Regions from separate parts of the Homo sapiens genome. Here region 2 is linked to region 1. A link is an interaction called in ENCODE POLR2A ChIA-PET data of the cell type or tissue named here. Cell type or tissue: endothelial cell of umbilical vein. All regions are shown on one strand. Links, peaks and the distances in the headings refer to the core of each region. The heading gives the core; the rest is flanking DNA.

Evidence for each region. ChIA-PET counts read pairs that join two places held together with the same protein. Peaks named below come from ENCODE experiments on the same cell type or tissue, not always from the same donor. Only the 100,000 strongest peaks of a DNase experiment are listed, where the experiment ranks them.
Region 2: POLR2A ChIA-PET joins it to region 1 with 6 read pairs; 2 of 35 experiments call an interaction of 5 or more read pairs at or near these places.

What each region holds. Positions count from the first base shown.
Region 1 is chr15:43,049,363-43,052,285 of GRCh38, reverse strand. The region is part of intron 12 of UBR1 (ubiquitin protein ligase E3 component n-recognin 1); the gene reads left to right. Among named protein-coding and RNA genes, the nearest start is that of UBR1, 55 kb to the left of the region's middle. In endothelial cell of umbilical vein, for the core only: no CTCF peak of the experiment used is centred there; no DNase peak of the experiment used is centred there.
Region 2 is chr15:43,121,429-43,124,351 of GRCh38, reverse strand. No RefSeq gene overlaps it. Among named protein-coding and RNA genes, the nearest start is that of TMEM62, 11 kb to the left of the region's middle. In endothelial cell of umbilical vein, for the core only: no CTCF peak of the experiment used is centred there; a DNase peak (open chromatin) is centred at 1,131; H3K4me3 peaks cover 772 bases; H3K27ac peaks cover 475 bases.

The DNA.
Region 1 (2,923 bases), core at 254-2,753:
CAGGTCTTTTCTGCATTGAGTTGCATTTATTTCTTTAACTAGTCCCATTTCATGTTGGTTAAAATTCCTTCTAAATCATTGTCCTTCTCTACTGAACCTGTTCCAGGTGCATGTATACCATTTATGTGCCAAGAAATGAACACAGTACTCCAACTGAGATCTGCCTAGGAAAACACAGAAGGGAGGGATTGCTACCTCTCTTATTCTAAAAAATTTATGTCTATTTAGTTTTGTCACTTGCTTTTTGGGAGGTATCTCATGGGGTACTTTGTTTCTCAGTTGCTAATTTATTGTGGAAATGCAACTTAGAAAAGAGATGCAGTTGAACCTTGGTGCTATTGAGGAACAATATTATTCTTTTATTACTCTAACCTATTCCTTTGTTCCATTTCCAGAAAGTATAGCACACTCTCAAACCAAATCACTCCCTTACTGTCTCACCCTGTCCACACTTTTCTCCCTCTTTTCCCATTGCTTTTGCCACCTATTTTTATCTACAGACTTCTTTTCCTTCCCTTCCTTACCCTTTTGTTTGTTCCAATCCCTTACATCTTCTTTACTTGGTAAGTCATCTATAGAGGTTGCTCATTAGCTATGTGAGATTGTTAGAAACCAAAAATGTAAATTCTCTTCTAGATCAGTGCTTCTCAGATTTTAATGTGAATGCAAATCATCTGGGGAGCTGCTTTTTTTAATTTTTATTTAACTTTTATTTTGAGTTCAGGGGTACATGTGCAGGCTTGTTACATAGGTAAACTTGTGTCATGGGGGTTTGTTGTTAAGATTATTTTGTCACCCAAGTATTAAGCCTAGTACCCATTAGCTATATTTCCTGATCCTCTCCCTCCTCCCAACCTCAATCCTCTGATAGACCCCAGTGTGTGTTGTTCCCCTCTATGTGTCCATGTGTTCTCATCATTTAGTTCCCACTTGTAAGTGAGAACATGCAGTATTTGGTTTTCTGTTTCTGCGTTAGTTTGCTAAGGATAATGGCCTCTAGCTCCATCCATGTTCCCAGAAAAGATGTGATCTCATTCTTTTTCTGGCTGTATAGTATTCCATGGTGTATATGTACCAAATTTTCTTTATCCAGTCTATCACTGATGGGCATTTAAGTTGATTCCATGCCTTTGCTATTGTGAATGCTGCAGTGAATGTATGTGTGCATGTGTCTTTATAATAGAACAATTTATATTCCTTTGGGTGAATACCCGGTAATGAAATTGCCGGGTTGAATGACATTTCTGTTTTTAGGTCTTCAAGGAATTGTCACACTGTCTTCCATAATGCTTGAATTAATTTATGCTCCTACCAACAGTGTATGAGCATTCATTTTTCCCTGCAACCTCCCCAGCGTCTGTGACTTTTTACTTTTTAATAGTAGCCATTGTGACTAGTGTGAGATGGTATCTCATTGTGGTTTTGATTTGCATTTCTCCAATGATCAGTGATGTTGAGCTTTATTTCATGTAATTGTTGGCAGCATGTATGTCTTCTTTTGAAAAGTGTCTGTTCTGTTCTTATCCTTTGCTCCCCTGCCCCGCTTTTTTTTTTTTTTTTTTAAGACGGAGTCTCGCTCTGTTGCCCAGGCTGGAATGCAGTAGCACTATCTTGGCTCACTGCAACCTCAGTCTCCTGGGTTCAAGTGATTCTCCTGCCTCAGCCTCCCGAATAGCTGGGACTACAGGCACATGCTGTCATGCCTGGCTAATTTATTGTAATTTAGTGGAGATATTTTAGTGGAGACGGGGTTTCACCGTGTTGCCCAGGGTGGTCTTGAACTCCTGAGCTCAGGCAATCTGCCCACCTCGGCCTCTTAAAGTGCTGGGATTACAGGCGTGAGCCACTGCACCCGGCCTCACTTATTCATTTTTTCTTTTTTGTAAATTTATTTATTTTCCTTATAGATGCTGGCTATTAGGACTTTGTCAGATGCATAGTTTGCAAAAATTTTCTCCCATTCTGTTGGTTGTCTCTTCACTCTGTTGATAGTTTCCTTTGCTGTGCAGAAGCAAATCATCTGGGGAGCTTCCTTAAGTTCAGATTCTGGGGCTGATTGCGTTGGCTCATGTGCTTTGGAAGGCTGAGGCAGGAGGATTGCTTGAGGCCAGGAGGTTGCAACCAGCCTGGGCAACATAGTGAGACTTTGTCTCTACAAAAAATAAAATTAGCCAGGTTTGGTGGCACGCGCCTGTAGTCTTAGCTACTGAGGAGGCTGAGGCAGGAGGATTACTCGAGCCTGAGAGTTTGAAATTGTGGTGAGCTATGATTGCACCACTGCACTCCAACCTGGGCAACAGAGTAAGGCCAAGTTTAAAAAAAAAACGGGGGCAGGGAAGCTTCTTATTCAGCAGGTCTAATTAGAGCCCAACATGTTGCCTCTTTAAAGAGCACTCAGGTGAGGCTGGTGCTGCTGGTTAGTGGACCACACTTTGAGTAGTAGTGCTCTAGAAAGCAACAAAACATGAATGCCGTTTGTTCAATGTGGCAGATTTTAAACTTTAATCTTTTTTATCTTTTACTTTAAAAGAAAGATTTAGATGGTAATTAGTATATTTGAATTAAATCTTTATAAGTTTCTTTGATGATTGTATTTTTAATGTACATTTGCATGTTAATGGGTATCTAAAGAGTGAGAAAAATTAAACCACAATCCTATCTTTGCAGTTCAAAAAAAATGTATTTTCTTTGTTGCTTTGTCTTTATGTACCTACATTACTTCTTTTTTTGTGTGTCATGCTGTCACCCAGGCTGGAGTGCAGTGTTGCGATCTCGGCTCACTGCAAGCTCTGCCTCCTGGGTTCACGCCATTCTCCTGCTTCAGCCTCCCGAGTAGCTGGGACTACAGGCACCCGCCACCACGCCCAGCTAATTTTTTGTATTTTTAGTAGAGACGGGGTTTCACTGTGTTAGCCAGGATGGT
Region 2 (2,923 bases), core at 109-2,608, 72 kb before region 1:
TATTTGTACTTAGAATAACTTATCCTAAGGAAAGATGTGTGTGGAGAGATTTACCAATAGGCATGTTTATGAAGGCAAAGTTTATAATAGAAGAAAACCAGAAACAAACTACAGTAAAGGTTCCACAATAAGAGTCATAGAAAATAAAATGGCACATCCATACATGGGTGTAAAGGTGTTTCATGTTTACACCGGTGTTCCAATACTTCAAGATTCAAGTTGCTGCCATTTTAAAGTCATGCTCAAGGGTTCTCAATATCTACATTACCAGCAGTCCAAAGATTAAGCAAAATGAAAAACAGTCTTTAATCTTAAAAGGCCTGTAATCCCAGCTACTTGGGAGGCCAAGGCAAGAGAATCTCTTGAACCCAGGAGGTGGAGGTTGCAGTGAGCTGAGATCACGCCACTGCACTCCAGCCTGGGTGACAAGAGCGAAACTCCATCTCAAAAAAAAAAAAAAAAGGAAGGCAACGTTTCTACACAAGGGATATACCAGTCCCATTCGAGATAATCTGGGAACTCTAGTCAATGAGCAAGATGAATAAAAGGCTAAGAATGATCACCTTTGCAAATGAAAGAGTAACAGGAAGCTGGGATATGATTTTACTAGAAACTGTAAAAATAATTGGCAACTTTTACAAATGGAAACCTCCAATTCCAAATGCTTAATACCATATTTATAATATTTTTACCTTTATATTTATTAAAGTCCTACCTGCACATCATTTACATTTTCTCAATTTTCTGAAGTAGTCTTTAAACACACACACACACACACACACACACACACACACACACACACACACACACAATGTGTTTTCCCATAATCTAGGACAAATTCATTTTATCCAAGAACTTGGGACTTGATCATGATTCTCTTTAGAGGATAGTCAAGTAGTCAAGTCCTGACAGTCTATACTGTGGAGCCAGGAGATGCCTCTCATTAAGCAGGGGAAGACATCGGGGCCAGGAGAGTATGACCTACTCACAGGACCTCGCGAGTTCGTGCCCGTATAAGGACACGCCGCCCTGTTCACCAATTTGCCCTGCCTCCTCCTGGGCGAGCGCTTCTTAGCAAAAGCCCCAGAGCGTCGGTGACGTTCCCGGAGCCGGGCGGGGTATTCGAGAGGGGACCCACCCCTTCCCGCTGGCGACGCCCCCGGTCGGGGTTGGCGCGGTTTCCATGGGGACTCACTCTGCGTTAAGGTTTCTCTCCCGTCATTCCTGTCAGCCCATGATATGATGATACCTCCTAAACACTGAGTGTGAGGAGCCGATGCTGGTGAGCTGGAACTGGGTCCCAGGGAGGCGGCCAGGAAAACGAGAGGCAGAATACCACATTAAAGGAGCGCAAGTCAAATACCCGGGCGCCAAAAACTGGAAGGATTTACGTTTGGACTTCAATGCTTAGGGAAGTGGGTGGGAGGTGAGTAGGGCAGAGAGGGCAGAGCCAGGAACAGGGAGAAAACCACGGAACTAGGTGGGACTCAGTAGAAGCTGAACTGGTAAACCACGGAACTGGGTGGGACTCGGTAGAAGCTGAACTGAACTTCAATATTCAGGGATGAATCAGGCGCTCTGGATAAGTGGCAACCCTCTTTACTCAACCCAGGCACTGGAGGTATGTGAAGAGAGGTCTGGGCTCTCCTGTCAGGAGCACTGTCAGGGAGACAAGGCCATGCCGTGTGGGGGAACTAGTGGCTCTATTTCTCAATACTTTTGTTTTACTCAAACTATCCATACATTCAGTTTAAGGGGGCAAGTATTTCAACACATTTGCCGCTAAAAAGAAACCCATGTTGTTTACTACCAAGAAACGGTCTCAAGTGTTCCCCATTTACACCTTCCAGAGTAGTCTTTTTAATGCTGGAGCTCACTCTTGTTTTTGACCTCCTTATCTCTCTTGACCTGCCAATAGTGATGCTGTGGGCTTTCAGGATCAAATGATATCTACCGATTCCCACTAAGGAAGAGGTGAGACTAGCCCTCTCACAACGATCACAAGAAATGCTGCAAGGACCACTTTCATTCGTACTCCCAGACCCCATCGTTCCAAAACAATTTGTATCAGTTTTGGTTAGGTCAATATTCAGAGTTGACCTTAGTGTGACTGTAGAGTTTCTATTCAGAGTAGAGCTGAATTCTACCCTGAGTTCTCATTGTATAGCTAAATGATGATCATATTACAGGAAAAGGGGTAAGTAAACTTTTTCTGTAAATGGCCAGATAGTACGTGAGCCTTGTTACAAGTACTCAGCTCTGCTGTTGCACTGGGAGAGCAGCCATAGTAGTAGTATCTCAATAAAACTTTATGGACACTGAAATCCAAATTTTGAATAACTTTCTTGTGTCACAAAATGTTACTATTCTTTTGATTTTTTTCAACCATTAAAAAATGTAAAAACTATCCTTAGCTCAGGGAAGTAAAAAAAACGACCATAGTTGGACTAATCACAGTTTGTCAACATCTGGCATAAACTATTAGCAGGTTGTTGCCTAAAATCTCTTTATCTCATCAAATTACTGTGAAGAGTTGTAGGCAAATAGGTATATTTTATTATGTAGAGGTGATTATATTCAAAGATAAGTTATTTTGAACTTAAAATCTAGTATTTTAAGACCAAACTATTCAAACACAGCTAGAATTCACTAAGGAAAAGTTACAGTGAACATTGAAGAAAAAAATTAACACTTTAGTTTTTTTTGTTTGTTTAACACTACTCTTAATAGTTACTGAAAATTTTGGTATAACCAACCAACACACACACAAACACACACACATATGACCCCCTCACACCACCCCGATTTATGTTAATAAGACATGGCAGGGGGAGGGATAGCATTAGGAGAAATAACTAATGTAAATGATGAGTTCATGTGTGCAGCAAACCAACATGGCACATGTATACCTGTGTAACAAACC